Regions from separate parts of the Homo sapiens genome. Here region 2 is linked to region 1. Evidence: chromatin loops called from intact Hi-C (ENCODE). Cell type or tissue: heart left ventricle. All regions are shown on one strand. Each heading gives the region's core, and the rest is flanking DNA. Links, peaks and the distances in the headings are about the cores only.

Region 1 (5,000 bases), core at 1-5,000:
CATGAAGTTGTGGGAGAAAGGAAGCATAAAGATGCCATTTATCAATATACCTGTTCTTGATATTAAAAAGTGCCAGCCAGAGATGTGGAAAGCAATAGCTTGTTCACTGCAGATTAAACCTTGTCATAGTAAATCTCGGGGAAGTATTATTTGCAAGTAAGTTTCTTTCATCCTAACGATTCTCCAGCTTTAGTTCAGACCCTCCGTGATCTCTAGCCAGAGCCTCTCCATAGAATTTTCTCTCTTACCACTTCCTTTGCCTATCACCCCCGTATGTCAAATGCTTTCCCACTTTTTCCTCCTCTAGTTGAAATACTGCTCCCCTCATCACCACCTACTGGCTGTCCTTGTCTCCTCTGAAATACCAGACATTCCTGTAGTCTTCCCAGATTTCTCCAGCTGAAAGTAATTTATCCTTACTACAGATTCCTATAGACCTTTATTTGTACTTCTCTTATGGAACTTAGTTCATGAAACATTTATTAAATACCTCTGATGCACAATTCTATTTTTATATGTTAATTTATGGACTTGTCTTATATTCTGTTAGACTTTGCTCTTCTTCTTCTTTTTTTGTTTTGTTTTGTGTTTTTTTTTTGAGATGGAGTCTCACTCTGTCGCCAGGCTGGAGTGCAGTGGCATGACCTCAGCTCACTGCAACCTCCACCTCCCAGGTTCAAGCAATTCTCCTGCCTCAGCCTCCCGAGTAGCTGGGACTACACGCCCAGCTAATGTTTGTATTCTTAGTAGAGATGGGGTTTTACCATGTTGGCCAGGATGGCCTCAATCTCTTGACCTGGTGATCCACCCGCCTCGGCCTCCCTAAGTGCTGGGATTACAGGCCTGAGCCACTGCGCCCAGCCGACTTTGCTCTTCTTAAGGAGCTTATTTTGCTTAGGAAATCAAGGATCAAGTAAAGATAGGAGCTGCTATAGTGGGTGAAACCAAAAGCATTTAACACATAGTAATCTGCCCATTGTTCTTCACATATCTTTTTTTCCAAAAGTTTTCCAAAACCAAGTTAATATCCAGCCCCTAAGCTGTTGGTATGTGGCTCAGTGCTGCTGGATACCTTAATAATTTCAACCTTAAACAGAGTCCAGTCTATTCTCTGACATGGCTTCGGGATAACCTGATGGGGAAATACTGAGGTATAACAATTAGGTGACAAGCAAGAGGCAACAAGAGGGGAATATGTAGACTCTTAGCACAGAAAACTTGTAGGAGTCAAATCCCTATTGAAGACCAAGAACATTTTAAAGTAGTGGACTTTCTAGTTGTTATAGGCCAGATGCTAATGTTGATAACTAAAAAGAGACTTAGATAAGGAAGGGAAGGCAAAAGAGGCAAGCAAGCAAACAAGCCAGCATAAGGTCCTAGAAGTGAGGATATATGATTTTTGCAGAGAGTAAATCAGACTAGCTTCATTTAATTTCCTTTCAAAGATACTGAAAAGCCACATTGCTGGTAGTAACAGTACGAAGAAGTGTACAATTTGAGTAAGGGCTTTGGTCTCAGACAACAGAAAGTTAGGGGTGCTTTCAATTTATTATTCAACCTGAGCTCTCCTGTGACTCTTGTTCTCTTTTGAAACATGTTAAGTTATGAAAGCTTACTTTCTGGAAAGCTTCAGAAACAAGTGATGTTGACTGGACAACATGAGGAGGTTCCTCAAGCTCTAAACTTACGTGCATTTTTTTTTCAAGATCAGATTGTGTGGAGATTCTTAAAAAATGTGGAGACCAGAACAAATTCCCTGAAGACCACACAGCTGAAAGTATTTGTGAGCTTCTGTCACCTACAGATGATCTGAAGAATTGTATACCTTTGGATACATACCTCAGTAAGTACTTTTTTGTATGTGTGTTTTTAGATTTCAAATACTTCTCTCTTCCAACTATTTGTTTTACTATTTGTTTTGGATGAGCATTTATCTGTTGAGAACATGGGATTCAATGATACCATCTCAATCACAGACTCTTGTTTGCTTGGCCTTTTTGGCCCAGGAAAGAATTGTTGTTTTAAAATATGTAAGCAGAAGTGATTCTATCAGTCTGAGGAGGTACCAACTGTGGTCAGTCAGGAATTCTAAGCAGTGACTCAGGGGGCCAGCATTCTCAGATAACCAGCTCCATATCATTGCTGTCTTCTTACCATAATAATGACTAGAAAGTGGAATTTACCCCCAGAGACTATCAGCCTTTTGTCATCAGAGTGTCAGTGGATGAGAGCCAGGAATTGGCTTGGACTTACTCACCCAACAGGGTATAAAAAAATGATAGTCTAGGCCAGGCGTGGTGACTCAAGCCTGTAATCCCAGCACTCTGAGAAGCTGAGGCAGGCGGATCACGAGGTCAGGGGATCGAGACCATCCTGGCTGACATGGTGAGACCCCGTCTCTACTAAAAATACAAAAAAATCAGCCAGGCGTGGTGGCGGGCGCCTGTAGTCCCAGCTACTCCGGAGGCCGAGGCAGGAGAATGGCGTGAACCTGGGAGGCAGAGCTTGCAGTGAGCCAAGATTACACCAATGTACTCCAGGCTGGGCAACAGAGCAAGACTCTGTCTAAAAAAAAAAAAAAAAATTATAGTCTAGCTTAATATGTAAAAATGGAACTTATCTCACTGCTTCAGTTTTTCTCTGCCAAATACTCCCGCCAAAAGCTAGAAGAGCGTGTTGCTATCTCATTGAGGGATCCTGGAGCTGGAGCTCAGCTTCTTGGCAGTGAGACCCATACATGGTGGAAACCAGGGGATGACAAGTAGAACTCCTACACACCCAGTAGTTAAGGGAAGTGTTCAGGCTGCCACCAGGGGGCATCTGTGCCATGATCTGGCTACAAAGGTAGACAGTGAAGTCAGCCTTTGTTTTCCTGTGTTAGGTAGGATTAACAAAAAACAGAACAAATAGAAGTAAAGAAAGCCCAGAAACAAATAGTCTAGGGCTTCATCATCAGGAATCCAGGCTCCTTTTATCTTTCCCCACCATCCTTAGCATTTAGCTTCAGTCATCAAGATTACTTAATGTACTTTGTCATCACAACATGGCTATTGGAGTTCTAACCACCATAATCTAGTTCCAGAAGGTAAAAAGGAAGGGACAGAGCAAACAACTTCTCCCTAGTCACACTGTCCATCCCTAGTTGTAAGGAAAACTGAGAAAGGTTATTTTTTAAGCTCTGGGCCCATTGCGGCCCTAAGTAAAATTGGAGATCTTTTAGTAATCAGGGAGAGAAAAGTATGTGCTGGATTTGTAGCTGGTAGATTTGTAGCTGGTAGATTTGTAGCTGGTAGTATTCGCCATATTTTCTCAAGGCCAACAAACTGTGTCCCTTAACCTTTGTGACCAATATAGCAAAAAAGAGAGCATTAGACTGGAATTTAGACCTTTGTGTCTTTGAGCAGATCACTTCTTTGAGCCTCGGCTTCCCTATTTATGAAATAATTAGGCAAAATGAGATGAACTCCAAGGGCCCTTATACCTCTGTTAGTCTTAGAGTATGAGTCTGGCCTAAAATCAAGTAAGCAACACTTATTGTATTTATAATTCTAGATTCTATTACAGCAGGCAAATATTTGTGTAGAAGGAAACTATATCAATGGGAGGAAAATTAAATATCTCTTTAAATATCACACATGGTTTCTATCAAGTGAGACTCTTCCTTGGCCATGATTTCCGAAGTTAAATATAATCATGGTTTGGAGTCCATACATATTACCATAATAAATTCTCATTTATGATAAAACACGCTAAATTATCCTTCTTAGACATCTTATTTGACCACCCTATCCAAAATATACCTGTCATTTTTTATCCCCTGACACTACTTATTACTTACAATTTTCTGACTTAATTATTTATTTATAGATACACATATACATACATAGCATGTGTGTGTGTGTGTGTATATATATATATATATATATATATATATATATATTTTTTTTTTTTTTTTTTTTTTTTTTTTTTTTTTTTTGAGATGGAATCTTACTCTGTTGCCCAGGCTGGAGTGCAGTAGTGCAATCTCGGCTCATTGCAGCCTCTGCTTCCCAGGTTCAGGCCATTCTCCTGCCTCAGCCTCCCGAGTAGCTGGCACATGCCACCACGCCCAGCTAAATTTGAGGGGGGGCTTTTTTTTTTGAGAAAGAGTTGCACTCTGTCTCCCAAGCTGGAGTGCAGTGATGTGATCTCGGCCCACTGCAACATCTGCCTCCCGGGTTCAAGCAATTCTCCTGCCTCAGCCTCCTGAGTAGCTAGGATTACAGGCACCTGCCACCATGCCCAGCTAATTTTTATATTTTAGTAGAAACAGGGTTTCACCATGTTGGCCAGGCTGGTCTCAAACTCCTGGCCTCCGGTGATCCGCCCGCCTCAGCCTCCCAAAGTGCTGGGATTACAGGCGTAAGCCACTGTGCCCAGCTCATACATAGTGTATTTATTGTCTGTTTCTCTACTAGATGTAAACTCTATGTTAGAGACTTGTCTATTTTGTTCATCACTGTATCTCCAGCACCTAGAACCTTGCCTGGAATATTGTAGATCCCAATAAATTTAAAAAAAGAATGAATGTATGTTTATGTGAAATTCATCATTTCACAAATGAAAGAATCTCGGTGTTTTAATAGCTTGGTAGAATCAGGCCTTACTTTACACTCATGAGCTCTTCATTTATTCCAGCCATAATTAATTCAGATAATTTACAGTTTTCTCTTACTCTTTTAGGTTGGTTAAACTAATCTGTTTTGGTTTTTTCAGGGCCAAGTACTTTAGGTAACATTGTAGAAGAAGTGACTCATCCCTGTAACCCAAATCCTTGCCCTGCCAATGAGCTCTGTGAAGTAAACCGAAAAGGATGTCCATCTGGAGATCCCTGTCTTCCATACTTTTGTGTTCAAGGTAAGAGGTAGGTGGGTGTGAGAAGAGGATGGATAGGTGCTGCTAGTGTTTCTTTATAGGAGCTATCTTTCTTTTTTTCAATCCTGCTCCTTCTGTAATATAGG
Region 2 (8,459 bases), core at 1,613-6,612, 210 kb after region 1:
ATATATGTATGGTATGGTATTTTGCACCCAAATACATAAAGCAAAAATGAACAGAATGGAGGGGAGAAACAGAAATTGAATAATGATAGTTGGAGATTTTCATGCACATTTCCACAGATGTATGTTTCCCAAGTTTCTTTGTTATTGATTTCTCATTTCATTCCATTGTGGTCAGAAAACATGCTTTACATTGTTTTTATCCTTTTAAATGTATTAACATTTGTTCAATGGCCTACCATATGGTCTATCTTAAAGAATCGTCTATGTGTATTTGAGAAGAATATATATTCTGCTATTTCTGCTATTGCTGGGTAGAGTATTCTAGAGATGTCTGTTAGGTCTAGTTGCTTTATAGTTTTTTGGGTTTTGTTTTTTGTTTTTTGTTTTCTTTTTTTTTGAGACGAAGTCTCGCTCTTTTCCCCCAGGCTGGAGTGCGATGGCGATCTCAGCTCACTGCAACTTCTGCCTCCCGGGTTCAAGCGACTCTCCTGTCTTGGCCCCTCTGAATAGCTGGGATGACAGGCACATGCCACCACAACCAGCTAATTTTTGTACTTTTAGTAGAGACAGGGTTTCACCATGTTGGCCAGGATGGTCTAGAACTCCTGACGTCAGGTGATCCACCCGCCTTGGCCTCCCAAGATTCTGGGATTACAGGCGTAAGCCACTGCACCTGGCCACTTTATAGTATTAAGTCTTCTATTTCCTTGTTGATCTTCTGCCTAGTTGTTCTATCCACTATTAAAAGTAAGCAGAGTTTCTTTCTTTCTTTCTTTTCTTTTCTTTCTTTCTTTTTCTTTCTTTCTTTCTTTCTTTCTCTCTTTCTTTTCTTCCTTCCTTTCTTTCTTTCTCTCTCTCTTTCTTTCTTTTCTTCCTTCCTTCCTTTCTTTCTTTCTTTTTTTTTTTTTTGAGACGGAGTCTCGCTTTGTCTCCCAGGCTGGAGTGCAGTGGCGCGATCTCTGCTCACTGCAACCTCCACCTCCCAGGTTCAAGCGATTCTCCTGCCTCAGCCTCCTGAGTAGCTGGGACTACAGGTGCCCACCACCACACCTGGCTAATTTTTGTATATTTAGTAGAGACGGGGTTTCACCGTGTTAGCCAGGATGATCTCGATCTCCTGACCTCATGATCTGCCAGCCTCAGCCTCCCAAAGTGCTGGGATTACAGGTGTGAGCCACCTCACCCGGCCTCTTTCATTTATGTATTTATGTTTGTATGTATGTATTATTTTTGAGACAGAGTCTCGCTCTGTCATCCAGGCTGGAGCGCAGTGGTGCAATCTCGGCCCACGGCAACCTCCGCCTCCCGGGTTTGAACAATTCTCCTGTCTCAGCCTCCTGAGTAACTGGGATTACAGACGTGAGCCACCACGCCTGGCTGATTTTTGTATTTTTTAGTAGAGACAGGGTTTCACCATGTTGGCCAGGCCGGTCTCAAACTCCTGGTCTCAAGTGATCCGCCTGCCTCGGCCTCCCAAAGTGCTGGGATTACAGGTGTGAGCCACCACAACTGTGGTGATTTCTTAATGAGGTGATAAAAATATTCTAAAATTGACTGTGGTGATGGTTGCACTATCTATGAATACACTAAACATCATTAAATTGTACACATAATTTAAAAAAATTACAGAGATGCGATCTCTCTATTTTGCCCAGGCTGGACTCAAACTCCTGGGCCCAAGCAAACCTCCTGCCTTAGCCTCCTCAAGAGCTTCAACTACAGACTCTAATTTGTGCATTTTAAATGGACGAATTGTATGGTATGTGAATTATATCTCAAGGAAGCCGTTACTTTAAAAAAGTAAAAACATAGCCCATGAGTGGTCAGGCGCAGTGGCTCACATCTGTAATCCCAGCACTTTGGGAGGCTGAGGTGGGTGGATCACCTGAAGTCAGGAGTTCGAGACCAGCCTGGCCAGCATGGTGAAACCCTGCCTCTACTAAAAATACAAAAATTAGCCAGGTGTTGTGGCGCATGCCTGTGATCCCAGCTACTCAGGAGGCTGAGGCAGGATAATCGCTTGAACCCGGGAGGTGGAGGTTGCCGTGAGCTGAGATCATGCTACCGCACTCCAGCTTGGGCAACAGAGTGAGATTTCATCTCAAAAGACAAACAAACAAAAATAACAACAAAAAAAAAACCTACAATGAGATACCACTGCACACCCCCTAAAATGGCTCTGATCAAAAATGTGGAAAAATGACAAGTTTTGGAAAGAATGTGGAGAAACTGAAACCCCCATACATTGCTAGTGGGGTGCAATATGGGGCAGCAGCTGTGAAAACAGGCACTTCCTCAAAAGGTTAAACATAGTTATCCTATGACCCAGGAATTCTATACCTAGGTAGAGATCCAAGAGAAATGAAGACTGACATCCACACAAAAACTAGGATATGACTATTTATAGGAGCATCATTCATAATAGTCAAAAGAATAATAAACCTAAAAGTCCATCAGCTGTAGAATAAACAAAATGTGGCACAGTATATTCTTATCATGGAATATTACTCAGCAATAAAAAGGAATGAAGTCCTGACACATGCCCCAATGTGGATGAACCTTGACATTAACATGCTAAGTGAGAGGAGCGAACGCAAAAGTCACATATTGTATGATTCTGTTTATATGGAATGTCCAGGACAGGCAAATCTATAGAGACAGAGGGTGGATTGGTGTTTGCCAGGGGCTGGAGGGAGGTGGAAAAGGGAGGGACTGATAATGGGTATGGGGTTTCTTTTGGGGGTGATGAAAGTGATCTGGAATTAGATAGTGGTAATGGTTACACAACTTTGCCAATAAATAAAAAACACTGAATTGTATACTTTAAACGGGTGAATGTTATGGTATGTGAATTATTTCTCAATTTTTAAAACGAAAGTTTTGGAACAGAAACATTTTTGGAGAGGATTAAAATGGCACTGCATGAACAGGACAAGTGGAGTGGGGAACTCCAAGCAGGATGACCGCTTTCAAGACAGAAGTGTCGGCTGGGCGCAGTGGCTCACGCCTGTAATCCCAGCACTTTGGGAGGCTGAGGTGGGTGGATCACTTGAGCTCAGGAGTTCAAGACCAGCCTGACCAACAGGGTGAAACCCCGTCTCTACTAAAAATACAAAAATTAGCTGGGCGTGGTGGTGGGTGCCTGTAATCCCTGGTACTCGGGAGGCTGAGGCAGGAGCATCATTTGAACCGGGGAGGCGGAGGTTGTAGTGAGCCGAGATCACGCCACTGCACTCCAGCCTGGGCAACAGAGTGAAACTTTGTCTCAAAAAAAAAAAAAAAAAAAAAAAAACACAAATGTCTCCCTGACCCTCACGTCAAGAACAAGACCTGACATCAAGTATGCACTCGCACTGAATAAATGGTTATATTTTCATACACTTGTATGAAGAAAGGGTTATATTCTATGGATTGGATTAACTGGGGGAAGAAAAGTTTCAGATGAAAGAGACAATATGAAGAAGCGCTTTGAGGACTTGGAGAGAAGAGCTAGGCATGGCTGCGGTATAAGTAACATAGCAACATTGCTGGGCGCAGTGGCGCCCACCTGAGGTCCCAGCTACTTGGGAGGCTGAGGTGGGAGGAATGAGCTGAGGAGTTCGAGTCAAGCCTGGACAATATAGTGAGGTCTTGTCTCTCAAAATAAAAAGCTTTAAAAAAAGTTTTTTAAACATTAAATGCATACAAGGCAAGAATGCAAGAGATGTCACAAAACTTATGTGGCCATCACCAGATAAAAAGCATAGACAATGGCATATCCAAATAGAGGAGAGAGAATTCACTGTGAGCAAGCAAGGCCTCCCAGAAGACATCTGGCATCCAGTGGGCCTCAAAGAATAGCAAAGATTTTCAAGGCTGAAGCAGGGACAGCTTCCTGTTACTAGAACTCCTGGAACCAAGGGTTTACGCAGGACAGGCCCAAGAAAATAGATTGGGAGTTTCCAAACTGTGGCTGTCCAGTGGCCCCTGGCTACCACAGGAGGGAAGAAAGAGTTCTATCTTTAGTCCTTAAGATCAGAACTAAAACTCTATCTCTTCTATAACAACCAGCCATAATCCATAGGCTTTTTTTTTTTTTTTTTTTTTTTTTGAGACAGGGTCTAGCTCTGTCACCCAGGCTGGAGTGCACGGGTGAAATCATAGCTCATTGCAGCCTTGACCTGCTGGGCTCAAGCGATCCTTCCACCTCAGTCTCCCACACAGCTGTGGCCACAGGCACATGCCATCATTACTGGCTAATATTTGATTTTTTGTAGAGATGGGATCTCACTGTGTTGCCTAGGCTGGCCTCAAACTCCTGAGCTTGTGTGATCCTCCCACCTCAGCCTCCCAAAGTGCTGGGATTACAAGTGTGAGCCACTGTGCCTAATCTATAAATTGCTTTCTGATATAAGCTACTTTCTTTTTAAAAGTGTTTTTAGAAAAAATAAAAAGCATGTAAGAACACAGCTTTAAGACCATTTTAAAAGAGAATTTAATCCAATGGTTGTGAGCTGAAGTTGGTAAAGCCCACATAATGCTGGGTCATGCACATACCGAGATACTCAACAAGGCTTTGATGAATAGGTGAATCAATGAATGAATGAAATGCCTGAGGCCATCCTGATTCCCTCAATGAACTGAAGCAGGGTGACAAGGGTGTGGGCAGAGTGGGGGGTCAGAAGTGTGAGGGGAGGGGGGGATGTGGATGAGCCACTCAGGAGAAGTCTGTCTGATGAATAGGTTTCTAAATCTGTTGCTAAGAAAGCAGCAGCAGACATCTGACTTTTGTGGGTAAGCCCTTGTTCGGCCTCAGAGCTCCATGTGCAGGAGATAGCACAACCTCCATTTCCCCTGCGTCTGGTCAAAGAGGCTTTCTGGTTAATGTTTGTAGGACACAGAGACAACAAATATAAACAAGTGCCTGGCCTGGGCAAGGTGAAGTTTTGGTTTGGGTCTTTTTTTCCAGTTTTAACAGGGTCTGTGATGGGGGCAGGCATTATTCAGTCTTTGCCAAATGATGTTCTGAAACCCCTTCCCGGTGGAGGGCACAAGGGCAGAGTCCTATGAAGAACAGACAGGCATGGCCAAGGCATCTGTGTACCTGGCAGCGTTTGGAAGTCCCCCTTCCCTAGGCCGAAGGCTGTCCTTTGTTTAGGTGAGCCCTCTCTAGAGCCAGACTGAGGCAAGGACAGTCATTGGCTTTCTGGAGGCAAGGAAAATCCCTGGCTTTCTGGGAGAAATACACATTGATGAGCAGGGAAGTCCCAGACCTGCTGGGAAGACAGGATTTTTGGAAACAGACAGACGTAGGTTTGAAGTCTGACCACCTACCTGTCTACCGGCTGGGAGAGTCATATCTAATTCCTGCTTCTTCCCAACTTACTCTAAATCTGAAAATGTTTAAATCTCAGCCCTAAGTGAGTAGCCCCCAGGAGGAGCCAAAGGAGGGGTGGGAAGGAGGGAGAGAGACAGAGGGAGGAGAGAGGGAGGAGAAGGAGGGGGAAGAGGGGAAGGGGAGAGGGAGAGGGGGAGGGAGAGAGACAGAGGGAGAAAGGTAGAGAGGTGAGGGAATAAAATGGGACCCCAGCTGCAGGGCCCAGAGCAGCCCTACCAGCCAGTAAATGATGGCTTCCAGGCAAAGAGAACATTGTACTGCAGGCAGTAGCTGAGCTGACCTGGACACTGGAAGTCAGGGGCCCACAGACAGAACAGAGAGGGCTGTACATTCAGTAAAGAAAAAATTACACACTTATTTTCATTAACCCCTAACTAAACTTTAGCTATTCCTTCAGTTAATGTATGCAACAAAGTAGGGTGTATCAGAGGCACCTGCAAGTCTGGCGCAATTTGAATCTGAAATATTTTCACTTCCCACTGCGTTTGTTGCAGATACCTTGAAATTTCTTATATTCATCACTTCTTCAAAATCATCGTTGTTATTAGAGCGACTGCCAGATCTTATCATGCAATGCATTAATAAAGTAGCCTTTATCTTGCCTGAGTTTGTTTACATTTTGATAACTGTATTTCAATACAGCAGGTTCTGTCTGGAGTCCTTTGTGCTTGTTTTAGGCATGAAGAACATGACTCCAAGAATCCGTCCATCCACCTCCCCAGGCTGCCGAAGACGGGAGCACGGCACACAAGGGTGAGAACTGAGGAGGGCAGCTGGCAGGGGCAGGCTCTGAAAGCACAGCTGTGTGAAGGTCCGGTTCAATATCCGCTTCAGAAGACACACAGCCCTTTGTTGCTCATGTCTGTTGCTGTCTAAAGTTGATCAAGGGCCAACTTAGAGAACAGGATGGAGCTGTGGAGAGGAATGGGTAGAATGCCATGGAGATATTGAGAACAAAAGGCCATGGCTAATACTCCCACTCCGGCCCCAGCACCCAGGCACAGGGAATCTGAGCCCCCTCCACCCACATCTGCGAGCCCCTGACAGACTCAGCAGATGTCAGCTTTTTTGAAGAGACGGTGTCTCTCTCTGTTGCCCAGGCTGGAGTGCAGTGGTGCAATCACAGCTCAATGCAGCCTGGAACTCGGCTTTGCAAGTGATCCTCCCACCTCAGCCTCCTGAGTAGCTGGGACTACAGGCATGCACCACCACGCAGAGCTCCGGTTTTTTGTTTTTTTTTTTTTGAGATGGAGTTTCCCTCTTGTTGCCCAGGCTGGGGTGCAATGGTGCCATCTCGGCTAACTGCAACCTCTGCTTTCCGGGTTCAAGCAATTCTCCTGCCTCAGCCTGAGTAGCTGGGATTACACGCATGTGCCACCATGGCCAGCTTATTTTGTATTTTTAGTAGAGATGGGGTTTCTCCATGTTGGTCAGGCTGGTCTCGAACTCCTGACCTCAGGTGATCCACCCACCTGGGCCTCCCAAAGTGCTGGGATTACAGGCGTGAGCTACTGCGCCTGGCCTCGCAGAGCTAATTTTTTACAGAGGCTGGGATCTCACTGTGTTGCCTAGGCTGGTCTCAAACTCCTGGCCTCAAGCGATCCTTTGGCCTATAATCCCAAAGTGCTAGGATGACAGGCGTGAGCCACCGTGTCCGGCCTCTGTCTGCCATCTAACTCGCAGCCTGCTTCTATCATGTGCTGGAGAGCTGCCCTGCCTGCTGAAGAAAGCTGAGACCCCAAACGTCTTTTCCTCAGGAAGGTGAAGGTGAACTTGGTGGCCTTTACCTGATGACTCTGCTGATATTTGATCCCTGAGGGAATGAGCCACGGTTCAGCACCCAACCCCCACTTGAACTCTGCAGTTTCCCAGTTTCATTAAGAAGCCCATTGTTGAGTCTGGCCATGCGTCAAGGACACGTGGACTCTTGGGGCAACCCCGTTTCTCCAGCATCCTCCCAGGTGATGGGTTGGTGTGGCCAGGAGCCAACAGGAAGGGTGTGGGCCAGAGGGGAGAGGCTTCCTAGCAGCTGGCTGCCCTGGAGCTCCGGGAAGGTTTGACCATCAGGTTTACTGCACCAGGAATATATCCTTCAGTTTCCCCCAGCCAATCTGTAGAATAAGGAGAAATGGAGAGTGTAGGAAGATAACTGCAGTGTGGACACAGCCTCAGGTTTCTTCTTCGGTAAAGCTGATGTTTATTACACAGGGGCATAGTAAGTGAAGCATGCACTTCATTTTTCATTTTTCCTAGAATCCAGTGCTGCTAAAAAAAAAAAAAAAAAGGACAACTGTTTACTCACTGAAGAGCAAATATATACGTTGTTGGATGAGGAAGAAAAAGTTCCGTTGGGACGGGGCGTGGTGGTTCACACCTGTAATCCCAGCACTGTGGGAGGCTGAGACAGGAGGATTGCTTGAGCCCAAAAGTTCGAGTCCAGACTGGGCAAGATGGCGAAACCCCGTCCCTCCAAAAAATACAAATATTAGCTGGGCGTGGTGGTGTGCACCTAGTCCCAGCTACTTGAGAGGCTGAGGTGGGAGGATCGTTTGAGCCTGGGAGGCAGAGGTTACAGGGAGCAGGAGGTTACAGTGAGATGAGATTGCGTCACTGCACTCCAGCCTGGGCGACAGCAAGACCCCGTCTCAGAAAAAAGAAAAAGTTCCATTGCTCCCCACCACCCAAATGAATGCCACCTAAAACAGCTCCTGAATGGCTGGGGGCCAGAGTGGCGGGTTTTGGGAGAAACAAACCACAGCTGCCAGTTATGAGGCACCAGCTGCACCACATCGTTTCATTAGATCCCCCGCGATGCCATGAGGCAGGAGCTCTTCAACTCACTTTCCACATGAGGAAAATAAGGTTTCGGGAAGTTAAGAAACTTGTTTCTGCCACACACATCTTACCTTCTGATTTGATTTTGTGAGAAAAGCCTGGTTTGTTTGTTTGTTTGTTTGTTTTTGCCTGAGCATGGTGCACATTTCAATCTGGAATGAAGGAGTATAGTGAGGGGGAGGTGCGGCGCACCTCAGCTGTGCAGGTGTGTGGTGTTACTTAAAGCACACCATAGCGGCTACTGGGA

The links. A loop is a pair of places that touch in the nucleus more often than their neighbours do. Peaks named below come from ENCODE experiments on the same cell type or tissue, not always from the same donor. Only the 100,000 strongest peaks of a DNase experiment are listed, where the experiment ranks them.
Region 2: it touches region 1 in a loop (2.7-fold over the local background); 26 of 110 quality-filtered maps call a loop at or near these places.

What each region holds. Positions count from the first base shown.
Region 1 is chr9:36,100,388-36,105,387 of GRCh38, forward strand. It overlaps RECK (reversion inducing cysteine rich protein with kazal motifs), which reads left to right. Exons shown (of 21, transcript NM_021111.3): 11 at 1-156; 12 at 1,707-1,843; 13 at 4,756-4,896. Among named protein-coding and RNA genes, the nearest start is that of GLIPR2, 34 kb to the right of the region's middle. RefSeq lists an enhancer at 1,912-2,412. In heart left ventricle, for the core only: CTCF peaks have their summits at 2,801 (motif pointing right) and 3,004; a DNase peak (open chromatin) is centred at 2,814; H3K27ac peaks cover 365 bases.
Region 2 is chr9:36,310,663-36,319,121 of GRCh38, forward strand. LOC102724322 (a long non-coding RNA gene) reads left to right here. Exons shown (of 5, transcript XR_001746660.2): 4 at 6,055-6,130; 5 at 7,135-7,803. Among named protein-coding and RNA genes, the nearest start is that of GNE, 56 kb to the left of the region's middle. In heart left ventricle, for the core only: no CTCF peak of the experiment used is centred there; no DNase peak of the experiment used is centred there.